Linked DNA regions of Homo sapiens: regions 1 and 3 are each linked to region 2. A link is an interaction called in ENCODE POLR2A ChIA-PET data of the cell type or tissue named here. Cell type or tissue: GM12878. All regions are shown on one strand.

Evidence for each region. ChIA-PET counts read pairs that join two places held together with the same protein. Peaks named below come from ENCODE experiments on the same cell type or tissue, not always from the same donor. Only the 100,000 strongest peaks of a DNase experiment are listed, where the experiment ranks them.
Region 1: POLR2A ChIA-PET joins it to region 2 with 5 read pairs; 2 of 35 experiments call an interaction of 5 or more read pairs at or near these places.
Region 3: POLR2A ChIA-PET joins it to region 2 with 5 read pairs; 2 of 35 experiments call an interaction of 5 or more read pairs at or near these places.

What each region holds. Positions count from the first base shown.
Region 1 is chr22:41,990,603-41,995,602 of GRCh38, reverse strand. SEPTIN3 (septin 3) reads right to left here. Exons shown (of 12, transcript NM_001363845.2): 8 at 3,935-4,030; 9 at 2,840-2,939; 10 at 1,262-1,313; 11 at 889-982. Among named protein-coding and RNA genes, the nearest start is that of WBP2NL, 5.7 kb to the left of the region's middle. In GM12878, no CTCF peak of the experiment used is centred here; no DNase peak of the experiment used is centred here; H3K27ac peaks cover 580 bases.
Region 2 is chr22:41,850,483-41,855,482 of GRCh38, reverse strand. All of the region lies in intron 1 of SREBF2 (sterol regulatory element binding transcription factor 2), which reads right to left. Among named protein-coding and RNA genes, the nearest start is that of SREBF2-AS1, 18 kb to the right of the region's middle. In GM12878, no CTCF peak of the experiment used is centred here; no DNase peak of the experiment used is centred here; H3K27ac peaks cover 262 bases.
Region 3 is chr22:42,136,263-42,141,262 of GRCh38, reverse strand. It overlaps the pseudogene CYP2D7. Among named protein-coding and RNA genes, the nearest start is that of CYP2D6, 8.0 kb to the right of the region's middle. RefSeq lists enhancers at 3,852-4,439, 4,440-5,000. In GM12878, no CTCF peak of the experiment used is centred here; no DNase peak of the experiment used is centred here.

The DNA.
Region 1 (5,000 bases), 140 kb before region 2:
GGAATGAACCTAAAGTAGATTCATCTAAAAGGAAGTGAGAGATGTCAGAGACACGCAGGAGAGGGAGAGAAAGCAATGTATGAGGGAAGGAGGGAAAGGGAGAAAGAAGACAAAGTCGGAAGCAGAGACAGGCAGTGGCCTGGCAGCAGAGGCCAGTTGAGTGGAGAGCAGCAGTAGGCTCTGGTGACAGGTGGTAGCTTTGTGACACTGAACACGACACAGACTGAAGGGTGGAGCTCCATTTGTAGGCACTGATGCTTTCTGCAAGAACCCAGCTCTGGCCTACTTCTCTGCCTTCTCATGGCCTTCCTTTTCCCAGGAAGCCCCAGCCTTACCCCCAGACCACCCCCAACTTACAGGAGGGTTGTCCTGAACTCCCTGCCCCCTACTCAGGTCTAGCTCCACTGCCATCTGTCCTTGGAGAATCTCTATAGCCCCAGTTTGTGTGCAGGTTCCGAGAGAAGAGTTGCCTGTGGCTCACCTGCTCCCAGCACTTTTAAATGAAACCTCCCCCAGATCTCCTGAGTGAGGCAAACAGCTTTGTTTTGGGACACAAGGAAAGGAGACAGATAATGGACAGGCATGGAGGAGCCAAACTTACAAGGGACTCTCCAGGGAGGGCAGTGAAAATACCTCACCCCTGCATGCACACACACAGGCTCTCTCGCTCTCTCTCTGTCACACACACACACACACACACACACACACACACACACACAGACAAGATGCTCCACAAATACCAGACAGGCCTGTGGGACAGAGTTGAGAGGAAGAAGGTGGTTGGTGGTGGTATTTGGGATGTGTGTGTGTGAAGTGGGTATGTGTGATGACACAGAGAAGTGGTCGTCATGGGTTACTGTCGTGGCTTTCCTCTGTGTCCACGCTCACCGGAGGGAGGCCTCCATTGTCATTGAGCCGCTTGGCCCTGTAAGTCTCATAGTGGATGTTGTGTGTCACTTCCTTGAGGTCCTGGAGGTGGGTCCTAGAGGACACAGGGTGAGAAGAAGAGGGCTGCAATTAGGGGCAGGAAGAGGAGGCGGTGACACACATCACTTCGAGGGACTGGACCCAGTGAATGGGAACCACTCCCAGGAGCTAAGGATTCTTCTACAGCACCTTCCATTTTGCAACAGGAGCTGGAACTGGGGCAGAAAGCTCTGTCAGAGAGACCTGGAGATGCAGGAGGTGAATCTGAACAGATAGACCCTGACCCCAAATAATTCAACCTGCTGTCTGGACAGCTGGAGGGGAGACATCTTACCTGATGACAAAGTCTCGAAGCAGGGCAAACTCACAGTGGTTGAGGTTTTCCACTATGAACAAAACAAAACAAAGCAAAACAGGTAGTCAGTTCATTAATACAGCAACACCCAGGAGGTGAGCTTCTGTTTGGGTCACGGAGGCATTTAGGAGAAAGCTATGGGACAGGTCATTTTTTGTAACCCTTCCAGAGATTTGCTCACTTGGGTGTACTGGATTTGATTCATTGAACAAATATTAAGCAGCTACAATGGGCACGACATCCTTCTAGACGCTGTGGCATAATAGCCAAGAGGGACTATAATTTTTACCATTTTATAGAAGAGAAAACTAATACCAAGTCTGAGAAACTGGCCAAGGCCTAAGATACACTTCCCATTCTTCAGAAGCTTATAATCCGGTTGGAAGTAACACAGAGAAAATAATAATTGAGCCATTTTAAAAAGGTCATGCACTACATGACAAATCCAATTCAACATATATTGAATACCTAGTATTTGCAAATCATTGGCCAAGCACTGTTGGAACAGAATGAGGATTAAGACATGGGGCCAGGCGCTGTGGCTCATGCCTGTAATCCCAGCACTTTGGGAGGCCAAGGTAGGAGGATTACTGGAGCCCAGGAGTTTGAGATCAGCCTGGGTAACACAGTGAGACCCCCACCTCTATTAAAAATAAAAATAAAATCACCAGGCATGGTGGTTCACATCTGTAATCCCAGCACTTTGGGAGGCCAAGGCAAATGGATCACCTGAGGTCAGGAGTTCAAGACCAGCCTGACCAACATGACAAAACTCCATCTCTACGAAAAATACAAAAATTAGCTGGGCTAATTTTTGGGGATAAATAAAAAATACAAAAATCGGGGTCCGCACCTGTAGTCCCAGATACTTGGGAGACTAAGGCAGAAGAATTACTTGAACCTGGGAGGCAGAGGTTGCAGTGAGCTGAGATTGCGCCACTGCACTCCAGCCTGGATGACAGAGTGAGACTCCGTCTCAAAAAAAAAAAAAATCTGAGTCTGAAATCAAGTTTCACCACTAACAAGTTATGTGCTTTGGACAAGGCTTTTAACCTGAGCTTCCGGTGCTTTGGTAGCTTATACTCTGAGAACAGGAGCACCCGCTCTCCTCCCTTCATAGGGTTATCATATTGAATGAAATCATTAAAGTGATTCTTTGACCACTTTCAGAATCATCAAGACCCGCCCAGGGTCACATCCATTCATAATAAAATGGAAATGGCAACACCTGAACAACCCTCCGGCAGTTTGTCAGATCACATCCCCCTTCCTATGAAAACCTTTCTCCAGTTTTTCCAGGCCTTACTAATCTCTCCATGTTCTGAACTCCTTTGATGCGCTAAGTCAGTGCCACCCAGTCAGGTGCTAAATCAGTCTCTTGTTACTCCTGCCTGTGAGCATCGTCTTCTCAATGAGACTGTAAGCTCCTTATGGGCAGAATCTGGCTGGCATTCATTTCATATGTCCTGAGACAGTGCCTTGACCTATAGATGCTTAATAAATGGTGACTGGATAACTGATCAGCAACCAGTTCTTCCAGAAGATGCAGTGAATTACCTTCGATGATCCCCCATGGAGTTTTTCGGCCGAGGACCCTCTTGCCATTCACTTGGTACTCCTTGTCACTTCCCACCACAGCAAAAGGCATGCTCTCCTGCTGCACGGGGCAGAAACACAAACCAGACACATGTGCACCGTCATCCTCCAACAACCTGGACTTTCAGGAGCAGGATGGCATATGGTCCTCTAGCCTTGAACCACACACTTCTGATGCTCATTCAGAGATACTACTGATGGCAAGGGCAAGGCTCAGTCTCTTGAAAAGAGCACCCGACTGAGATTGAAGAGTCCTGGGTCTAGTCCCAATTGTACCACTGCCTCACTGGTTAACCTCAGGAATCAGCTCTCCTTCAGCTGCAGAGCGCTTTGTACTTTCTTTTTTGAGACAGAGTTCGCTCTTGTTGCCCAGGCTGGAGTGCAATGGCACAATTTCAACTCACTGCAACCTCCACCTCCTGGCTTCAAGCAATTCTCCTGCCTCAGCCTCCCGAGTAGCTGGGATTACAGGCATGCGCCACCATGCCTGGCTAATTTTTGCAGGTTTTGTAGAGATAAGTTTTTGCCATGTTGCCCAGGCTGGTCGTGAACTCCTGGGCTCAAGCGATTCTCCCACCTAGGCCTCCCAAAGTGCTGGGATACAGGCATGAGTCACCACGCCCAGCCAATTTAATTTTTTTAAGTTATTCTAGCGGGGGAAGCCTATAAGCCACTCAGTCTAACCCCTGCATTTCATAGAGGGGAAACTAAGGCAGGGTCTGACCACAGCATAGATCCTCCTGGACCCCAGCCTGATGCTCTTCCTGCCTGCTGCCCCTCCCATCACCCCAAATACTGTTTTTGCCAGACCTTGTTGGGGAAAAGGAGGCTTTTATGTGGTCTGGGGATAGAAGGCTTTCTGGGTACAGGGAGCCCTTCTGTGGGTTCACAGTCCAGGGCCATAGTCCTCCCCATCCCCCTATGTCACTTCTGGTCTGGGTCAGGCAAGGTTGGGGGGAGTACAGAAAGGGAAAAGACAGACAGAGGACGTGCACAATACACATCCCAGAGGTCGCAAGGGGGCATCAGTGGAGGAGCAGTGCCCCAGGCACCCACCCTGATTTTGTCATTCTCCGTCTTATCCTCCAAATCCTCATCAAATTCCTTCTGGGGGTAGAATTCAATGCCATTTACTTCAAGCTCCTTGCGAACCTAGAGGCGAGGAGAAGAAACAAGGTAGTCAAGTGTCAGGGTAATGGAAAAGAGGGGTGTGTGCACCTGTGTGCGTGAGCTGAGGTCAGAGAGCCAAATCCAGCCTTGGATAATCCACAGTCATCTCTGAACTCTGAGACCCTGAGCAGCAGGAAGATGGTGAATAAATGCAAGCCCCAGCTATACAATTACAACCTAGCCTGAGAGGAGGAAGAGGCCAGGAGGTGCAACTTCAGGTCCCAGGCGCCTCGCAACCAGCTTGCTCATCTCAGGGTCCGCGAGACTGGGATTTACACAAGCAGCACAGGTGAGCCCACTGGGGAGTGCTCAGACCCCTGCATGTTATATTCCTGATTGGAAGGAAGAAAGGTGAGGCTCCCCCTACTCCGAGACTGTTTGCCCTCTTTCAAGGTCGACTTAAGTCTTGCCTTCTCCAGGAAACCATCCAGGACCTCTTCATTTTCTATTTGATTATAAGTTTTGTTTGTTTGTTGTTTGTTTGTTTGTTTGAGACCGAGTCTTGCTCTGTTGCCCAGGCTGGAGTACCGTGGTGCGATCTTGGCTCACTACAACCTCCACCTCCCGGGTTCCAGTGATTCTCCTGCCTCAGCCTCCCTAGTAGCTGGGCTTACAGGCATATGCCACCACGCCCAGCTAATTTTTGTATTTTTAGTAGAAATGGGGTTTCACCATGTTGGCCAGGCTGGTCTCGAACTCCTGACCTTAGGTGATCCACCCGCCTTGGCCTCCCAAAGTGCTGGGATTACAGGCGTGAGCCACCGCCCCCAGCCAATTGTAAGTTTCTTTTTTTTTTTTTTTTTTTTTTTGAGATAGAGTGTCACTTTGTCGCCCAGGCTGGAGTACAGTAGCACGATCTCAGCTCACTGCAAGCGCCGCCTCTCGGGTTCATGCCATTCTCCTGCCTCAGCCTCCTGAGTAGCTGGGACTACAGGCACCCGCCACCACACCC
Region 2 (5,000 bases):
TGGCACAATCTTGGCTCACTGCAACCTCCACTTCCCAGTTTCAATTCTCCCGCCTCAGTCTCCCAAGTAGCTGGGACTACAGGTGCCCGCCACCACACCCAGCTAATTTTTGTATTTTTAGTAGACGAAGTTTAATTTAACCATGTTGGCTAGGCTGGTCTTCAGCTCCTGACCTCAAGTGATCCACTCGCCTCAGTCTCCCAAAGTCCTGAGATTACAGGCATGAACCACGGAATCTGGCCCTAGTTTTGTATTTAAATTTGCAATCTTATTCCTGCATTCTTTTTTCTATGTAAATATCAGTTTCTTGCAGTCTCCTTTGATCCATTTGTCATCCTGTTATCTTCATTAACAATGTTAATAAATTTCTGACATGTGCTCATGATGTTTTAGTTCAAGGCTATGTTTTTAACTTTTAAAAAACTTTGCTATATTACACATAGTAAGTTTTTTTTTTTTTTTTAATGCTGCACATGCCTGTTGGTCCAGCTACACGGGAGGCTAAGATGGGAGGATCGCTTGAACCTAGGAATTCAAGGTCGGCCTAGGCAACAAAGTGAGACAAGGTCACTAAATAAATAAATTTTATTTTATTATTTTTTGAGACAGAGTCTCACTCTGTCGCCCAGGCTGGAGTGCAGTGGTGTGATCTCAGCTCACTGCAGCCTCTGGCTCCACCTCCGCCTCCCACGTTCAAGCAATTCTCAAGCCTCAGGCTCCTGAGTAGCTGGCATTACAGGCACGTACCACCAAACCCGGCTAATTTTTGTATTTTCAGTTGAGACCGGGTTTCACCATGTTGGCCAGGCTGGTCTTGAACTCCTGGCCTCAAGTGATCTGCCCGCCTCAGCCTCCCAAAGTGCTGGGATTATAGGAATGAGCCACCACCCCCGGATTCTAAATAAATAAATCTTAAAGATGTTTTTCTTATGTCTTGTGTTCTATGAGTGCATGGAGAAAATGTTCCTTTCCCTGTACCGCTTCAAGCACCAAGCATACTGGTATTAAAAAACAAAAGCCAGGCCGGGCATGGTGGTTCACCCCTGCAATCTCAGCACTTTGGGAGGCCGAGGCGGGTGGATCACCTGAGGTCAGGAGTTCGAGACTAGCCTGGCCAACATGGTGAAACCCCATCTCTACTAAAAATATAAAAATTATCTGAGTGTGGGGGTGGGTGCCTGTAATCCCAGCTACTCGGAAGGCTGAGGCAGTTATCACTTGAACCTGGGAGGCAGGGGTTGCAGTGAGTCGAGATCGCGCCACTGCACTCCAGCCTGGGTGGCAAGAGTGAAACGCCATCTCAAAACAAAAACAAAAACAAAAAAACACAAAACACAAAACAACAACAACAAAAAAACTGGCACTGACTCACTGAAATGCTCTCAATAGCAACTTTCATGCAACTTATAAAAATGGTGATCATGCTTTCTTCTTTTTTTTTTTTTTTTGAGATGGAGTCTCGCTCTGTCGCCCAGGATGGAGTGCAGTGGCGTGATCTCAGCTCACTGCAAGCTCCGCCTCCCGGGTTCACGCCATTCTCCTGCCTCAGCCTCCCGAGTAGCTGGGACTACAGGCGCCCGCCACCACGCCCAGCTAATTTTTTGTATTTTTAGTAGAGACGGGGTTTCACCGTGTTAGCCAGGATGGTCTTGATCTCCTGACCTTGTGATCCACCTGCCGCGGCCTCCCAAAGTGCTGGGATTACAGGCGTGAGCCACTGCACCTGACCGATCATGCTTTCTGAACCAGAAACTAGAAGGGATGTTTCACCTCATAATGGAATAAGATATTTTTAAAAGTTAGACTAGCCTGGAAAATCTGGACAGATCTATGTAATTTCTGCAAAGCTTTCACTTTTAGGGAGGTAAGTATGTAAATACAGAAGGATTTCAACGGGTTAAGCATCCACTGTGTACCAGGCACAGAGATAATAAATTAGTCCTTGACCTCAAAGAGTTAGTGAAAGGATCACAATATGGTTTGTGAAGATTGTCACAGCAGAGATGTGCATCTGCAAGACACCAAAGAGACACAGGGAACATGACAAAATCACAGAATCCAGCAAGTCAATAGTTCCCTGAAGGAGTTGGATTGAAGGCTGATCAGGATGCAAAGTACAGTCTAGGCCAGGGAACCTCAAGAGCCAAGGCAGGGAGACATGGAGCTGCATGATAGGTTGTTGAAGACAATGGGTGATGGGCAGGGCACCATACTGGGCAAGTTGTTAGGGGCCAAAGCACAAAGGGCCCTACAACTCATGGTGGTGAAATGAAAAAATGAAGGAGAACTCATAGCAAGTTGTCCCACAATGCTCTAAGAAGGAGAGCTCCTCCAGCCCAGCAGTTGCTCATTCTGGTTTACATGGGGTTGAGGAGGCAGAGGCTGCTGTCCTGCCTAGAACTCCAAAATATCATGAACTAATTAAGAATCACTGGCCGGGCACAGTGGCTCATGCCTGTAATCCCAGCACTTTGGGACGCCAAGGCGGGTGGATCACTTGAGGTCAGGAGTTCGAGACAAGCCTGGCCAACATGGTGAAACCCCGTCTCTACTAAAAATAAAAAAATTAGCTGGGCATGGTGGCACATGCCTGCAGCTACTTGGGAGGCTGAGGCAGAAGAATCACCTGAACCCAGGAGGTGGAGGGTGCAGTGAGCTGAGACTGTGCCACTGCACTCCAGCCTAGGCAAAAAGAGCAAAAAGAGCAAAACTCCATCTACCACAAAAAAAAAAAAAAAAAAAAAAAAAAAAAAATCATTCTGAGAGTATGAGAATGGCTGGAATAAAAAGTCAGTCAGATAACTTCATCAATTGATGAAGAAGCTGAGAATTTTCTGAAAACTGGTTAAATAAGAGTTTTGGTTATAAATATGGCCCAAAAAGTGACCAAAACTGGGAAACAGGTCATCTCCCATGGCCTGTAGGGTTCAGGGTTTCAGATGAAAGTCAGGAGAGGAAAAAACAAAAAAATAAAAAAAGAGTGACAAGGGATCAGATTTAAGGAGAAAGGCAAGATGTCAAAAAGCTAAACCAAGGCCCGTTTTGCAAGGCCAAACTGAATGGAGATGTCACGATTAAATTCAAAGAGAAGTGGCTGTGACTCCAATAATGTAATCACTGTGCTATCTTTGAAAAATTAATTAATTTCCTTGAGACTCAGTTACTTAATTGTAAATATGGGAATAATCCAAACTGATGGATATATATCAATACACAGAAAAATACATCAAGCACATAATAAAATGTATTTAATTTTTTCACTTTTTTTTTCTGGTTTTTTCCTTCCTCCCTCCCTGCCTCCCTCCCTCCTTCACTCCCAGGCCAGGTCCCCATAGGTTTGCCTTTTGTTTGTTTGTTTGTTTGAGATGGAGTCTCTCTCTATCGCCCAGGCTGGAGTGCAGTGGCACAATCTCTGCTCACTGCAAGCTCCACCTCCCGGGTTCACACCATTCTCCTGCCTCAGCCTCCCAAGTAGCTGAGACTACAGGCATCCGCTACCATGCCCGGCTAATTTTTCGTATTTTTTAGTAGAGACGGGGTTTCACCGTGTTAGCCAGGATGGTCTTGATCTCCTGACCTTGTGATCCACCCCCCTTGGCCCCACAAAGTGCTGGGATTACAGGCGTGAGCCACCGCGCCCGGCCGCTTTGTTTTTTTTTTAAAGTGTCTTTAGAAGCAAGGCCTTATTGGCTGGGTGCGGTGGCTCATGCCTGTAATACCAGCACTTTGGGAGGCCGAGGCGGGTGGATCACCTGCAGTCAGGAGTTCAAGATCAGCCTGGCCAACAGGGTGAAACCCTCTCTCTACTTAAAATACAAAAAATCAGCTGGGCGTGGTGGTACGCACCTGTAATCCCAGCTACTTGGAAGGCTGAGGCAGGAGAATCGCTTGAACCCGGGAGGTGGAGGTTGCAGTGAGGCGAGATCGCGCCATTGCACTCCAGACTGGGGGACAAGAGCAAGACTTCATCTCAAAAAAACAAACAAACAAACAAAAAGACTAAAAGAAGCAGGGCCTTACTATGTTGCCCAGGAGAGTCTCAAATTCCTGGACTCAAGTGATCCTCCTGCCTCAGGCTCCCAAGCAGCCCAGACCATGCCGACTTTCCATAGTTTTTTTTTTTAAACATAAATTTAAAAAGGGGAAAATCCCCAGGTTAGATTCCAATTAAACCTTTGAATAAAAGCCAGTGGTTGCACTATTGATATTTAAGAACAAAACCAATGAAGTGACAAAGCTAATAAACTTATTTTCTGGGTAGAAAGCATATTTATATTTTATTTACAGAATAAATATTACCAGTACAGAAGGTAATATTACTGAAATTAAATTCATTCATGTCCTCCATGAGGACAACATAAAAGTAGCTACCACTGATACCCACTTAGTACGTTATATCAACCCTGAGACCAATATTATTATGTTTTAAAAGTGAGGAAACTGGCCGGGCTTGGTGGCTCACGCCTGTAATCCCAGCACTTTGGGAGGCCGAGGTGGGCGGATCACTTGAGGTCAGGAGTTCAAGACCAGCCTGGCCAACATGGTGAAACCCCATCTCTACCAAAAATACAAAAATTAGCTGGGCGTGGTGGTGGGCACCTGTAATCCGAGCTACTCGGGAGGCTGAGGCAGGAGAATCACTTGAACCCTGGAGGCAGAGGTTGCAGTGAGCCAAGATCTCTCCACTGTACTCCAGCCCAGGGGACAGAGGCTATCTCAAAAAAAACAAAAAGAAAGAAAAAAGTGAGGAATCTAAGATTCAAAGAAATTAGATAATTTGCCAAAGCCCCCTACATAAGCTACAAAGTGGCTGAACTGAGATTTGAATTTATATCTATATTTAGGTTTGTCTGAGTCTCTCCTCTACCCACACTTTTTTCCCCTTACAAAATAAACATTTCTTGGATTTTACATTTATGCTCATCACAACTTGGGGAAAAGCTGTAAGACAGACTCGGAGTGACAACAAAGGAGATTTGGGGCTGTGTGGAGGGGCACTT
Region 3 (5,000 bases), 290 kb before region 2:
TGCACCACTGCCGTGATTCACGAGGTGCAGCACTTTGGGGACATCGTCCCCCTGGGTGTGACCCATATGACATCCCGTGACATCGAAGTACAGGGCTTCCGCATCCCTAAGGTAGGCCTGGCGCCCTCCTCACCCCAGCTCAGCACCAGCCCCTGGTGATAGCCCCAGCATGGCTACTGCCAGGTGGGCCCACTCTAGGAACCCTGGCCACCTAGTCCTCAATGCCACCACACTGACTGTCCCCGCTTGGATGGGGGGTCCAGAGTATAGGCAGGGCTGGCCTGTCCATCCAGAGCCCCCGTCTAGTGGGGAAGACAAATCAGGACCTGCCAGAATGTTGGAGGACCCAGCGCCTGCAGGGAGAGGGGGCAGTGTGGGTGCCTCTGAGAGGTGTGACTGCGCCCTGCTGTGGGGTCGGAGAGGGTACTGTGGAGCTTCTCGGGCGCAGGACTAGTTGACAGAGTCCAGCTGTGTGCCAGGCAGTGTGTGTCCCCCGTGTGTTTGGTGGCAGGGGTCCCAGCATCCTAGAGTCCAGTCCCCACTCTCACCCTGCATCTCCTGCCCAGGGAACGACACTCATCACCAACCTGTCATCGGTGCTGAAGGATGAGGCCGTCTGGAAGAAGCCCTTCCGCTTCCACCCCGAACACTTCCTGGATGCCCAGGGCCACTTTGTGAAGCCGGAGGCCTTCCTGCCTTTCTCAGCAGGTGCCTGTGGGGAGCCCGGCTCCCTGTCCCCTTCCGTGGAGTCTTGCAGGGGTATCACCCAGGAGCCAGGCTCACTGACGCCCCTCCCCTCCCCACAGGCCGCCGTGCATGCCTCGGGGAGCCCCTGGCCCGCATGGAGCTCTTCCTCTTCTTCACCTCCCTGCTGCAGCACTTCAGCTTCTCCGTGGCCGCCGGACAGCCCCGGCCCAGCCACTCTCGTGTCGTCAGCTTTCTGGTGACCCCATCCCCCTACGAGCTTTGTGCTGTGCCCCGCTAGAATGGGGTACCTAGTCCCCAGCCTGCTCCCTAGCCAGAGGCTCTAATGTACAATAAAGCAATGTGGTAGTTCCAACTTGGGTCCCCTGCTCACGCCCTCGTTGGGATCATCCTCCTCAGGGCAACCCCACCCCTGCCTCATTCCTGCTTACCCCACCGCCTGGCCGCATTTGAGACGGGTACGTTGAGGCTGAGCAGATGTCAGTTACCCTTGCCCATAATCCCATGTCCCCCACTGACCCAACTCTGACTGCCCAGATTGGTGACAAGGACTACATTGTCCTGGCATGTGGGGAAGGGGCCAGAATGGGCTGACTAGAGGTGTCAGTCAGCCCTGGATGTGGTGGAGAGGGCAGGACTCAGCCTGGAGGCCCATATTTCAGGCCTAACTCAGCCCACCCCACATCAGGGACAGCAGTCCTGCCAGCACCATCACAACAGTCACCTCCCTTCATATATGACACCCCAAAATGGAAGACAAATCATGTCAGGGAGCTATATGCCAGGGCTACCTCCCAGGGCTCAGTCGGCAGGTGCCAGAACATTCCCTGGGAAGGCCCCAGGAAAACCCAGGACCGAGCCACCGCCCTCAGCCTGTCACCTTGTGTCCAAAATTGGTGGGTTCTTGGTCTCACTGACTTCAAGAATGAAGCCGTGGACCCTCACGGTGAGTGTTACAGTTCTTAAAGATGGTGTGTTCAGAGTTTGTTCCTTCTGATGTTAAGACGTGTTCAGAGTTTCTTCCTTCTGGTGGGTGCGTGGTCTTGCTGGCTTCAGGAGTGAAGCTGCAGACCTTCACAGTGAGTGTTACGGCTCTTAAGGCTGCACGTACGGAGTTGTTCATTCTTCCTGGTGGGTTTGTGGTCTCACTGGCCTCAGGAGTGAAACTGCAGTCCTTCCAGTGTTACAACTCATAAAGGCAGTGTGGACCCAATGAGGGAGCAGCAGCAGCAAGACTTACTGCAAACAGCAAAAGAATGATGGCAACCAGGTTGCCGCTGCTACTTCAGGCAGCCTGCTTTTATTCCCTTATCTGACCCCCACCCACATCCTGCTGATTGGCCCATTTTACAGACAGTGGATTGGTCCACTTACAGAGAGCTGATTGGTGCATTTACAATCCCTGAGCTAGACACAGAGTACTGATTGGTATATTTACAAACCTTGAGCTAGACACAGAGTGCTGAATGGTGTATTTACAATCCCTTAGCTAGACATAAAGGTTGTCCCAGTCCCCACTAGATTAGCTAGATAGAGTAGACAGAGAGCACTGATTGGTGCGTTTACAAACCTTGAGTTAGACACAGGGTGCTGACTGGTGTGTTTACAAACCTTGAGCTAGACACAGAGTGCTGATTGGTGTATTTACAATCTTTTAGCTAGAAATAAAGGTTCCCCAAGTCCCCACCAGATTAGCTAGATAGAGTGCTAATTGGTGCATGCACGAACCCGGAGCTAGACACAGAGTGCTGATTGGTGCATATACAATCCTCTGGCTAGACATAAAAGTTCTCCAAGTCCCCACCTGACTCAGGAGCCCAGCCAGCTTCGCCTAGTGGATCCTATGCCAGGGCCACAGGCAGAGCTGCCTGCTAGTCCCACACCGGGCACCTGTACTCCTCAGCCCTTGGGCAGTGGACGGGACCAGGTGCCGTGGAGCAGTGGGAGGCACCCATCCGGGAGGCTCGGGCCTCGCAGGGAGCCCACCGTAGGGAGGCTTGGGCATGGCAGGCTGCAAGTCCTGAGCCCTGCCCCGCGGGGAGGTGACTGAGGCCTGGCGACAATTCAAGTGTGGTGAGCGCCGGCAGGCCAGCAGTACTGGGGGACCCGGTGCCCCCTCTGCAGCTGCTGGCCCAGGTGCTAAGCCCCTCACTGCCTGGGGCCAGAGGCACCAGCCGGCCGCTCCGAGTGCAGGGCCCGCTGAGCCCCTGCCCACCCAGAACTGGTGCTGGCCCGCGAGCAACCCAGGTTCCCGCACACGCCTCTCCCTCCATACCTCCCCGCAAGCAGACGGAGCCGGCTCCAGCCTCCACCAGTCCAGAGAGGGGCTCCCACAGTGCAGCGCTGGGCTGAAGGGCTCCTCAAGTGTGGTCAGAGCAGAAGCTGAGGCCGAGGAGGCGCTGAGAGCGAGCGAGGACCACCAGCACGTTGACACCTCTCAACCTCACCACAGGACTGGCCACCTCTCTGGGCCCTCAGGGATGCTGCTGTCTGGACCCCTGACCAGTGACGAGTTCGCACTCAGGGCCAGGCTGGCGCTGGAGGAGGACACTTGTTTGGCTCCAACCCTAGGTACCATCCTCCCAGTAGGGATCAGGCAGGGCCCACAGGCCTGCCCTAGGGACAGGAGTCAACCTTGGACCCATAAGGCACTGGGGCGGGCAGAGAAGGAGGAGGTGGCATGGGCAGCTGAGAGCCAGAGACCCTGACCCTAGTCCTTGCTCTGCCATTACCCCGTGTGACCCCGGGCCCACCCTTCCCCACCCTTCCCCACCCTTCCCCACCCCGGGCTTCTGTTTCCCTTCTGCCAACGAGAAGGCTGCTTCACCTGCCCCGAGTCCTGTCTTCCTGCTCTGCCTTCTGGGGCTGTGGCCCTTGCTGGCCTGGAGCCCCAACCAAGGGCAGGGACTGCTGTCCTCCACGTCTGTCCTCACCGACATAATGGGCTGGGCTGGGCACACAGGCAGTGCCCAAGAGTTTCTAATGAGCATATGATTACCTGAGTCCTGGGCAGACCTTCTTAGGGAACAGCCTGGGACAGAGAACCACAGACACTCTGAGGAGCCACCTGAGGCCTCTTTTGCCAGAGGACCCTACAGCCTCCCTGGCAGCAGTTCCGCCAGCATTTCTGTAAATGCCCTCATGCCAGGGTGCGGCCCGGCTGTCAGCACGAGAGGGACGTTGGTCTGTCCCCTGGCACCGAGTCAGTCAGAAGGGTGGCCAGGGCCCCCTTGGGCCCCTCCAGAGACAATCCACTGTGGTCACACGGCTCGGTGGCAGGAAGTGCTGTTCCTGCAGCTGTGGGGACAGGGAGTGTGGATGAAGCCAGGCTGGGTTTGTCTGAAGACGGAGGCCCCGAAAGGTGGCAGCCTGGCCTATAGCAGCAGCAACTCTTGGATTTATTGGAAAGATTTTCTTCACGGTTCTGAGTCTTGGGGGTGTTAGAGGCTCAGAACCAGTCCAGCCAGAGCTCTGTCATGGGCACGTAGACCCGGTCCCAGGGCCTTTGCTCTTTGCTGTCCTCAGAGGCCTCTGCAAAGTAGAAACAGGCAGCCTTGTGAGTCCCCTCCTGGGAGCAACCAACCCTCCCTCTGAGATGCCCCGGGGCCAGGTCAGCTGTGGTGAAAGGTAGGGATGCAGCCAGCTCAGGGGAGTGGCCCAGAGTTCCTGCCCACCCAAGGAGGCTCCCAGGAAGGTCAAGGCACCTGACTCCTGGGCTGCTTCCCTCCCCTCCCCTCCCCAGGTCAGGAAGGTGGGAAAGGGCTGGGGTGTCTGTGACCCTGGCAGTCACTGAGAAGCAGGGTGGAAGCAGCCCCCTGCAGCACGCTGGGTCAGTGGTCTTACCAGATGGATACGCAGCAACTTCCTTTTGAACCTTTTTATTTTCCTGGCAGGAAGAAGAGGGATCCAGCAGTGAGATCAGGCAGGTTCTGTGTTGCACAGACAGGGAAACAGGCTCTGTCCACACAAAGTCGGTGGGGCCAGGATGAGGCCCAGTCTGTTCACACATGGCTGCTGCCTCTCAGCTCTGCACAGACGTCCTCGCTCCCCTGGGATGGCAGCTTGGCCTGCTGGTCTTGGGGTTGAGCCAGCCTCCAGCACTGCCTCCCTGCCCTGCTGCCTCCCACTCTGCAGTGCTCCATGGCTGCTCAGTTGGACCCACGCTGGAGACGTTCAGTCGAAGCCCCGGGCTGTCCTTACCTCCCAGTCTGGGGTACCTGCCACCTCCTGCTCAGCAGGAATGGGGCTAGGTGCTTCCTCCCCTGGGGACTTCACCTGCTCTCCCTCCTGGGATA